Linked DNA regions of Homo sapiens: region 1 is linked to region 2. A link is a loop called in an ENCODE intact Hi-C map of the cell type or tissue named here. Cell type or tissue: natural killer cell. All regions are shown on one strand. Each heading gives the region's core, and the rest is flanking DNA. Links, peaks and the distances in the headings are about the cores only.

Region 1 (5,371 bases), core at 244-5,243, 90 kb after region 2:
AGGTTGCAGTGAGCTGAGATCATGCCACTGCACTCCAGCCTGGCAACAGAGCAACACTCAGTCTCCAAAAAAAAAAAAAAGAAAGAAAAGAAAAGATACTTTGTGTGATTTTAGTCTTCTTGAATTTGTTAAGATTTGTTTTGTGGCCTAACATTGGTCTTTCCTAGAGATGTTCCATGTGCACTTGAGAAGAATGTATATTCTGCTGTTGTTAGGTAGAGTTCTCTATATATGTCTATTAGGTCCATTTGGTGTATAATGTTGTTCAGGTCCTCTCTTTCCATGTTGATCTTCTGTCTGGTTGTTCTGTCCATTATTGAAAGTGGAGTTTTGAAGTTCTCTACTGTAATTGTGTTGCTCTTTTACCCTTCAATTCTGTCTAAGTTTATTTCATATATTTAGAAGCTCTGATGTTTGGAGCATAAATATTTATTATTGTATATCTTCCTGGTTTACCCTTTTATCATGTCATTTTTTATCTTTTATGAGAGTTTTTTATTTAAAATCTATTTTGTCTGACATTAATATAGCCACTCCTGCTCTCTTCTGGTTACCATTTGCATGGAATATCTTTTTCCAGACTTTTCAATCTATGTGTCCTTAGAGCTAAAGTGAGTCTCTTGTAGACAGCATATAGTTGGATCCTTTTTTAACTCCAGTCAATATATGACTTTACATTTAAAGTTAATTACTGGCCCAGCATGGTGGCTCCTGCCTGTAATTCCAACACTTTGGCAGGCCAAGACAAGAAGATCACTTGAGGCCAGGAGTTAGAAACCAGCCTGGGCAACATAGGGAAGAACCCATTTCTCTCTCTCTCATTTTTTTTTTTTTTTTAGACGGTGTCTCACTGGTGTTGTCCAGGCTGGAGTGCAGTGGCGCGATCTTGGCTCAATGCAAGCTCTGCCTCCCGGGTTCACACCATTCTCCTGCCTCAGCCTCCCAAGTAGCTGGGACTACAGGTGCCTGCCACTGCACCTGGCTAATTTTTTGTATTTTTAGTAGAGATGGGGTTTCATGTTAGCCAGGATGGTGTCAATCTCCTGACCTTATGATCCGTGTGCCTTGGCCTCCCAAAGTGCGGGGATTACAGGTGTGAGCCACTGCACCCGGCCAGGGAAGACCCTATTTCTCCAAAAAATATATATATATTTTTAATTAGCCAGATGTTGTGGCATGCACCCATAGTCCCAGCTACCCAGGAGGCTGAGGCAGGAGGATTGCTTGAGCCCAGGAGGTCGAGGCTGCACTGAACCATGATAGTGCCACTGCACTGTAGCCTGGGTAACAGCGTGCGAGCCTATCTAAAACAAAACATAGGCTACCAATAGGGAGGGAAGGATTTACTATTGCCATTTTGTTAATTGTTTTTGGTATATTTTGTAGCTTTTTTGTCCCTTCTTTTTTACTGCCTTTTTCGTGTTTTGTTGATTTTTTTTGTAGCGATGTATGTTGATTCTCTTCTCATTTCCTATTATATATATTCTATAGATACTTTATTTGTGTTTATTGTTGTGATTGCATAAATCATCTTTAAAGTTACAGCATTCTGTTTTAAATTGTTAAAAACTTCATTCACATACAGAAAACTACTTCTTTGGAGTTTCTGCTGGTAAATCTGGGAATGGAAACTCCCTTGTATGTGATGAATCGATTTTCTTTTGCTGCTTTGAATATGTTCTCTGCCTTTGACTTTAGATAATTTAATTATAATGTGTCTTTATGATCCTCTCTAGATTTATCCTTGTTGAAGTCCTTTGAGGTTCTTTAATGTGCATATCCATTTATCTCCTTAGATTTGGGAAGCTTGCAGCTGTTATTTCTTCAAAGAAGCTCTCTGCCACTTTGTCTCTCCCTCTTCTGAGTTTTCATAATGTGCATTTCAGAATGTGTTGTCCTGATCGTGCCCTATAAGTTCTTTATGTGCTCTTTGCCAATCTGTTTCCTTTTTGCTCCTGTGACTCTACTTTTTTTTTTTTGAGACAGAGTCTCGCTCTGTTGCCAGGCTGGAGTGTAGTGGCACGATCTTGGCTCACTGCAACCTCCGCCTCCTGGGTTCAAGTGATCCTCCTGCCTCAGCCTCCTGAGTAGCTGGGACTACAGGTGCTCACCACCATGCCCAGCTAATTTTTGTATTTTTAGTAGAAACGGGGTTTCACCATTTTGGCCAGGATGGTCTCAACCTCTTGACCTCGTGATCCACCTGCCTCGGCCTCCTAAAGTGCTAGATTACAGGTGTGAGCCACTGCACCCGGCTGACTCTACTTTCTTTTGCCTGATTAAACCTGCTATTGAACCCCTCTAATAAATTTTTCAGTTCAGTTATTGAATTTTTCAAGGTCCAGAATTTCTGTTTGGATCTTTTTCATTGTTTATCTTTTTGGTCATGGATTGTTTTCTTCATTTCATTTAGTTTTGTATCTGTGTTCTAGCTCATTGAGCATCTATAACAGTTATTTTAAATTCTTTGTCAGGCAGCTCACAGATCTGCATTTCTTTAGGGCCTGTTTCTGGAGTTATATTTTATTCCTTTAATTCAGCCATATTGCCCTGTTTATTTGTATGCCTTATAATCTCTTGCTGGGCTTTAAGCACTTAAAACAAACAACCATCTGTCCAAGTCTTTGTCTAGTGACTTTGCAGAGGAAGACCTTTACCAATTATCCTGGTTGTTGTTTCCAGGATCTCTCAACCTTTTTCTGACCTCTTGCTCCCCCTGATGTCTGCCTATGGAACTTCAGTGCTAACATCCTGCTCTCCTCTGTTTTCAGTGTCTTCTGTACTCTGGAACCTGTCCAGTCAGTATTCTGAGTCATATGAGATAGAAATCAGTCTCTCAGGAAGCCCCAGACAAGCCAGAATGTTGGACACACGGTCAACTCTTTTGTTTCTGTCCAAGGAGTAGACCCAGTATGGGGGGGGTTTCCTCCAACTTGCTCTGTGCTATGCTACATAGGAAGAAGGACATGAAAGGACATGCCAAACACTGAAATTTCCTAACCCTTTTGCTGTAATCTCCTTTTGGTTTTACAGTGGCCTGGTGCTGTAGCTTCTCAGCTCTTCTTCAGAGCTCTCACAAAGGTATTCTGGTCCATATATTGTTGTTAACACACTAAACACACTCTTGCTCTCTTGACTTTGCTCATATTGTTCCTCTCTAGGAAGGGCCTCCACACTGCCTCTCACTCATTCATTTGTTCAGTAAATAATCTGAATATCTATTTGGCCATATTGTTGGCTCTGGAAATATAGTGAAAAATGCACAGTACCTGACTTCTCTGTGTCTCTGTTGGGGAAGGATCTGTTGCTTTCTAGTCTACCATCTTGTTGATATCACTCCTCTAATGATTTTCATTTTATTTTTATTATTTTTTTCAGACAGAGTCTCACTCTGTCACCCAGGCTGGAGTGCAGTGGCGCGATCTTGGCTCACTGCAACCTCCACCTCCCGGGTTCAAGTGCTTCTCCTGCCTCAGCCTCCCAAGTAGCTGGGATTAACAGGTGCAGGCTACCATGCCTGGATGATTTTTGTATTTTTAGTAAAGGAGGGGTTTCACCATGTTGGTCCAGCTGCTCTCGACCTCCTGACCTCAAGTGATCCACCTGCCTTGGCCTCCCAAAGTGCTGGGATTACAGGTGTGAGCCACCGTGCCTGGCCATGATTTTTATTTTTAAAGCATTTTATTAAGCATTGGAGATATGAGGAAATGGTAGCTGCCCTGAAATAACTTACCTTTTGGCTGCGAAGACAAGATTTATAAATTAAAACTATCAATATTTGGTAGACTATAATAAGTGAGGGGTTTATGCCATAATCCCCAAAGAAACAATCCTGCATGTTAAAATCTCAAAAGATCAAAATCCCCTAAAGTCTAAAATCCCCAAAATCACAATCTTGAAAGATAAAAATCCTGAAAATGTAGTTCTGGAAAAAAAAAATATTTAAAAAATTATTTAAAGGACATTTACTTACTTTTTGTTTATTTTATTTTTAGAGACAGGGTCTCACTGTGTTGCCCAGGCTGGAATGCAGTGGCTATTCTCAGGTGTGATCATAATGCACTACAGCCCCAAACTCCTGGGCTCAAATGAGCCTCCTGACTCTGCCTCCCAAGTAGCTGGGACTACAGGCACATACCACCATGCCCAGCTTATTTACCTTTTTTTTTTTGAGATGGAGTTTTGCTCTTGTTGCCCAGGCTGGAGTGCAATGGCGCCATCTCAGCTTACCACAACCTCCGCCTCCTGGGTTCAAGCGATTCTCCTGCCTCAGCCTCCCGAGTAGCCACAGGTGTGCGCCACCATACCCGGCTAATTTTATATTTTTAGTAGAGACAGGGTTTGTCAGGCTGGTCTCAAACTGCGACCTGAGGTGATCTGCCTGCCTCGGCCTCCCAAAGTGCTGGGAGTACATGGGTGAGCCACCACACCTGGCCTATTTACATTTTTTAAAGGAATTTATTTGAGAAACATGTAAAAACGTAACAGAAAGCCTGTGCGCGGTGGCTCACACCTCTTATCCCAGCACTTTGGGAGGCTGAGGCGGGTGGATCATTTGAGGTCAGGAGTTCGAGACCAGCCTGACCAACATGGTGAAACAGCGTCTCTACTAAAAATACAAAAATTAGCCGGGCGTAGTGGCGTGTGCCTGTAATCCCAGCTACTCAGGAGGCTGAGGCAGGAGAATCGCTTGAACCTGGGAGGCAGAGGTTGCAGTGAGCCGAGATTGTGCCATTGCACTCCAGCTTGGGCGACAGAGTGAGACTCCATCTCAAAACACAAAACAAAACCAAAACAAACAAAAAACCCCAGAAATCTTCATAAGCTACTTTACGCAATAAAATAGGTAATATTTTTGCAAGCATAAACCCACTCACGTATATTAACAGTAGTTATACAGATACAGCGGTTATGAGCAGATGAACCATAATTCATAAAGAAATAGGTCAAAAAATGAAATGTATAAATGGATATCACTGTAGTTGGTAATTGTGTGTACCCAGCTTTATAACTGTGGTCTTCTGGAATACCATGATGGATAACGCAAGTCTTTTGATGAAATTGATCAAAACCATCATTGGCCGGGTGCGGTGGCTCACGCCTGTAATTCCAGCACTTTGGGAGGCCAAGACAGGCGGATCATGAGGTCAGGAGTTTGAGACCAGCCTGGCCAACAGAGTGAAACCCCATCTCTACTAAAAATACAAAAAACTAGCCGAGCATGGTGGCGGACGCCTGTAATCCCAGCTACTGGGGAGACTGAAGAGAATCGCTTGAACCTGGGAGGCAGAGGTTGCAGTGAGCTGAGATGGTGCCCCTCACTCCAGCCCGGGCGACAGTAGGAGACTCTGTCTCAAAGAAAGAAAAAAAA
Region 2 (5,371 bases), core at 253-5,252:
AGTCTTCTGCTGACCCTGAGAGGAGTCTCTGGGCCCCATCTCCCAGGGAGGAGGGCAGCAAGCAGGCTGCTGTGATTGGCTGGCAGGGAAGCCAGGGTACTGGGGCCCCCGACTGCTGTGAGTCGAGGAACAGGATTCCTCTTCCTGCCAAGTAGCTCAGAGATGGGAGTAGGAGGCCAGAGTTGGGAATCCAGGAGGCGCCACAGCTCTTTGTGATGAATCTGGTAGTTTTTGGCAAGTCTGAAGGTGGAGCTAGTTTCCAGGGCCAGAGAGCAAGATGTTTTTGGAGGGGTTGGGGCTGGAAGGTAGAAGGGGAACTTCCTTTTTGTGAAAAGATGGAGGTGGTTTGTGTGCCCACGTATGAGGGTTTTTCAGTACAGGCAAAAAGTACTCTTCCCTCTGCCTGAGCTGGGGGTGGAGTGCCCAAAAGACTTCCTAGAAGGTCAAGGTTGGAAGGGACCTCTGAGAACTCCAGTTGGTCCAAATCCGTGTGCAGCAGAGGAGGCTGAGGCCCAAGGAAGGAGGGCAAGGTCCTGCCTCAGCATCGCACTGAGCAGATGAGTGTAGAACCTGGGTCTTCTAGCTAGACCAGGTTGCCTTAAAAGTCAGGAATGTGATGGCCGCTGCCACCTACTGAAGCTAAGCACTCCCAGGGGTGTGTTCTCCACCAGTTAACACTGGGATTCTCTGGTTGCCTGGATATGGGGAAAGGTGGCCACTTTCCCTCAAACACAACCCCTTGCCTCCCCATAGGGAGAGTCCCACTCCCAGTTGCCTTCCAGATGCTTCCTTAGAAGCTGAGTCCCTTCTGTTTACTGCTGAGTTAGGAGTTGGCTCCTGGGACATGCACTAGGGGTAGCGTTGTAATTTATCTGTCTCACTTCTGGCTCCAGGCCAGGCTATTTTCTCTGGGGCTCTGTGAGGGTAGGGGTTGATTTGAGAGGCTGACACCTAAGCTGGGGCCAAGAGAGAGACAGCTGTGGCTGGGGCCTGGAAGAGGTTGGGTGGGGTTGCCATTTCTGCCTCAATAAGGAGTCAAACCCACAAGTTCCTTCCTGAGATAAAACAATGAAGAAATCCTCATGTGTGCAACTCAGAAATGGGGCCAGGTCTGGGAACCCATGACGAGTGGACTGGGGTGGAGCTCCCAGCCTTCTCCCGAGACCTAGTACTGGCAGGTAGGCTTGGGTAGGTGAGGATAGGGCTTGATCCCTCTGGAATCATTTGGAGCCATCCTGTCTGGCTTGGCCTCTACCTATCCTCCTGAAAGTCAAGTGGCATGGGGCACTACGGGTTCCAGCTAAAGGGGGTGGGGTGGGGTGCTATACCTCAGGACCCATCCCTGATATCCTACCAAGGGGATGTGGCTTGGGTTGGGCAATCTCCCCTTTGAGGAACCTGAGAAAAGGCTCTGTGGCTGTCATTGGAGGAGTCATACTCCCTTCTGTTGATTCAAGAAGTGTGGACTTGGCTGGGATGCAGAGTTGCAGGGGAAGCTAGTGGTGATCTCCCCTTTCACAAATCCTTGGGGTTGAGAGAGTCTTTCTGCTTCATCCCAGAAGAGAGCCCAGTTCATGGTGATGCTGTGGTATCTGCTGCTTCCGTCTTTCAGCCCTGGCTGGAGAAATCCTCAGAGCCCTGAATGAAGTCAGGAGAAGGCCTGGATTATTGGCCCCTTAAACATAACCAGACAGGATTAAAAGGGATAATCCATGTAAAGCATGTTGTCCTGGCACCTAGTAAATGATCAGTAAGTGCTCAAAGCACATGCCTCCTCCTCTTCCCTGCCTTGAACTCCATGGTGCCCGGCCTTAAAATCAGAAACAGAACTGGGGTCTTGGGCTTTAAAAGTTTGATGGGCTTCCCTGCCTGAGACTTTGAGACTTCTGCTTTGCTCCCTCCTCTTCACTTCTCCAGCCACTGACCCCACCCTTTCCCCGCTTTTTCAGGACTGGGAGGTGCTGGTCCTAGGGAAGCTCAAGTGGGACCTGGCTGCTGTGATTGCACATGATTTCCTGGCCTTCATTCTGCACCGGCTCTCTCTGCCCCGTGACCGACAGGCCTTGGTCAAAAAGCATGCCCAGACCTTTTTGGCCCTCTGTGCTACAGGTAAGAGCCCTATGCACATTTTTGCCAAATTGGAAAAATCAGAAGACTTATAAGGGTGAGAGGTAACTGAAGATTCTGGTTTATACTGTCAAAATTCCTTTGTGAAAATTATACCCCCTCTGAGCCCCCAGTCTCAATGCAGAAAAGCAGGTTATAATCAGCTATATGGGATCTCAGACCCCTCCAGTTTGTAGTGGGGACACTGAGGGTATAGAGAGAAGTGACTTGCCCAAGGTCTCACAGTGAACAGGTTGGGAACAGAACCCCAGTCTCTTGGCCCTAGTTGTGTTCCCATACTAGGGAGTGTCTTGTCTATTCCCGGGACCTATGGAAACTGGCAGTTGGTTCTGATCTCTAGGAAAGATACTCTTTCCTGTCTTCCTCCCTTGCTGATATCTTGCCCCACCCACTGCTGGAGTTTTCCAGCATGTCCTCTGCTCTACTCATGCTGCCTGGCACTTTCCAAGGAGTCGGAAGTCCATGCTGGCCGTTATCCTTCAGGTTTCCTTCTCTCATGGTTCCCTTTCCTCCTCTCCAAGATTATACCTTTGCCATGTACCCGCCATCCATGATCGCCACGGGCAGCATTGGGGCTGCAGTGCAAGGCCTGGGTGCCTGCTCCATGTCCGGGGATGAGCTCACAGAGCTGCTGGCAGGGATCACTGGCACTGAAGTGGTGAGTGCTGGGTAGCTGGGCAGCAGCCTCTCCATTCATAAAGTAGTGCTATGCCCTGAGCCTCCAGTAGAGGGAAACCTCCAACCCCAACCTGGTCCCAAGTCCTGGTTTCACAACCTTGGGGCTTTGTGGCTTTTTATCTCCTGCCTTGGTCTGGGGAAGAGCAAGTATCTTGGGTGGGGTGAAGGGCACTGGCCCTAGGGGTTCTTTTCTTGCCAAGTGGTGTGCTGGAGTGGGGGTGGGGGGTTTGGTGTCAGATGCAGGGCTGCTCTCACACTCCCTTGCCACATCCTCTTGCTAGTTTCTGAGAACTAAAGAGCGATTCCTGGGGCCGGGCTGTGGCCTAACCTCCCCAGACTTCCCCATGTGTTGGGAGCTGTCCTTCCCCTGCACCTGCTGCCAGATGCTATGGGGGGAGTGTTTGCTCCTCACTCTTCTCCCATGTTCCCAGGACTGCCTGCGGGCCTGTCAGGAGCAGATCGAAGCTGCACTCAGGGAGAGCCTCAGGGAAGCCTCTCAGACCAGCTCCAGCCCAGCGCCCAAAGCCCCCCGGGGCTCCAGCAGCCAAGGGCCCAGCCAGACCAGCACTCCTACAGATGTCACAGCCATACACCTGTAGCCCTGGAGAGGCCCTCTGGAGTGGCCACTAAGCAGAGGAGGGGCCGCTGCCACCCACCTCCCTGCCTCCAGGAACCACACCACATCTAAGCCTGAAGGGGCGTCTGTTCCCCCTTCACAAAGCCCAAGGGATCTGGTCCTACCCATCCCCGCAGTGTGCACTAAGGGGCCCGGCCAGCCATGTCTGCATTTCGGTGGCTAGTCAAGCTCCTCCTCCCTGCATCTGACCAGCAGCGCCTTTCCCAACTCTAGCTGGGGGTGGGCCAGGCTGATGGGACAGAATTGGATACATACACCAGCATTCCTTTTGAACGCCCCCCCCCACCCCTGGGGGCTCTCATGTTTTCAACTGCCAAAATGCTCTAGTGCCTTCTAAAGGTGTTGTCCCTTCTAGGGTTATTGCATTTGGATTGGGGTCCCTCTAAAATTTAATGCATGATAGACACATATGAGGGGGAATAGTCTAGATGGCTCCTCTCAGTACTTTGGAGGCCCCTATGTAGTCCGTGCTGACAGCTGCTCCTAGAGGGAGGGGCCTAGGCCTCAGCCAGAGAAGCTATAAATTCCTCTTTGCTTTGCTTTCTGCTCAGCTTCTCCTGTGTGATTGACAGCTTTGCTGCTGAAGGCTCATTTTAATTTATTAATTGCTTTGAGCACAACTTTAAGAGGACATAATGGGGTCCTGGCCATCCCACAAGTGGTGGTAACCCTGGTGGTTGCTGTTTTCCTCCCTTCTGCTACTGGCAAAAGGATCTTTGTGGCCAAGGAGCTGCTATAGCCTGGGGTGGGGTCATGCCCTCCTCTCCCATTGTCCCTCTGCCCCATCCTCCAGCAGGGAAAATGCAGCAGGGATGCCCTGGAGGTGGCTGAGCCCCTGTCTAGAGAGGGAGGCAAGCCCTGTTGACACAGGTCTTTCCTAAGGCTGCAAGGTTTAGGCTGGTGGCCCAGGACCATCATCCTACTGTAATAAAGATGATTGTGAAATAAAACTGGCTTTGGCTTCTTGGATTGGTGTGTGGGTAAGTCTATTTCTGCACTGTATGAGGTAAGGAGGTGGAAGTCAATGGTCTAAAGCAGGGATCATTGAGCCTTTTCTGTAAAGGGCTGGATATTTAGGCTTTGTGGGGTACATGGTCTCTGACCCAAATATAGTCAGTTCTGCTTTATAATGTGACCTATGCGTTCCTAAAAATCACTATGCCATGCAAAATTGCACAATAAAGACCACAGGTCTCATGGGAAAAATGGGGCTTGAAGCACAACACTCAAATGAGTGACACATTTAAAAAAAAAGGATAGCTTGGTTTTTACATATGTCAAATGGTTGAGAAATTATATCACAATAAATATGGCCTTTTATCTTGAAGACATGCACTTTGCTTTTGGAAGTGGACGTCGGAAGGGTTGCTCAACACAGGTGGGGAGATGAGTGAGGTAGCTGGTACATGTTTAGGTGTGAGTTTTGTGTACTACTTAGGCTTGGTTCAGCTAGATACAGTTTCCCATATTCACCTACTATTTCTCGAGGATGAAATCACACACAAGCAAACATGAAGTCTGCGTTATGATCAAACTGTTCCCAAATATATTAAATGGGTTGGAACAAATGCGCAATTTCGAAAGCAAATAACAAGGGTTATAGCAGGATTATACTTAAACTCTGCTGTTGTAGCACAAAACCAGCCACAGAAAACATGTAAATGGGTGAGCATGGCTGTTCCAACAAAACTATTTATGGATGCTGAAACTGGAATTTCATGTAATTCCTACCTATCACAAAATACTGTTTTAATTTTTTCCCCATTTAAAAATGGAAAAATCATTCTTAGCTCATGGGCCACACAAAAATGGGCACTTGGGCTGGGTGCAGTGGCTCATGCCTGTAATCCCAGCACTTTGGGAGGCCGAGGCGGGTGGATCACCTGAGGTCAGGAGTTTGAGACCAGCCTGGCCAACCTGGTGAAACCC

What was found. A loop is a pair of places that touch in the nucleus more often than their neighbours do. Peaks named below come from ENCODE experiments on the same cell type or tissue, not always from the same donor. Only the 100,000 strongest peaks of a DNase experiment are listed, where the experiment ranks them.
Region 1: it touches region 2 in a loop (5-fold over the local background); 35 of 110 quality-filtered maps call a loop at or near these places.

The regions. Positions count from the first base shown.
Region 1 is chr6:41,844,321-41,849,691 of GRCh38, reverse strand. The region is part of intron 3 of USP49 (ubiquitin specific peptidase 49); the gene reads left to right. Among named protein-coding and RNA genes, the nearest start is that of USP49, 48 kb to the left of the region's middle. In natural killer cell, for the core only: CTCF peaks have their summits at 2,487 and 2,687; a DNase peak (open chromatin) is centred at 2,721.
Region 2 is chr6:41,933,973-41,939,343 of GRCh38, reverse strand. CCND3 (cyclin D3) reads left to right here. Exons shown (of 5, transcript NM_001760.5): 3 at 1,950-2,109; 4 at 2,649-2,785; 5 at 3,237-4,392. The coding sequence ends at 3,404. Among named protein-coding and RNA genes, the nearest start is that of CCND3, 5.2 kb to the left of the region's middle. RefSeq lists enhancers at 1-249, 250-1,065. In natural killer cell, for the core only: CTCF peaks have their summits at 2,628 and 2,829 (motif pointing right); DNase peaks (open chromatin) are centred at 953, 1,413 and 2,943; H3K4me3 peaks cover 1,518 bases; H3K27ac peaks cover 3,234 bases.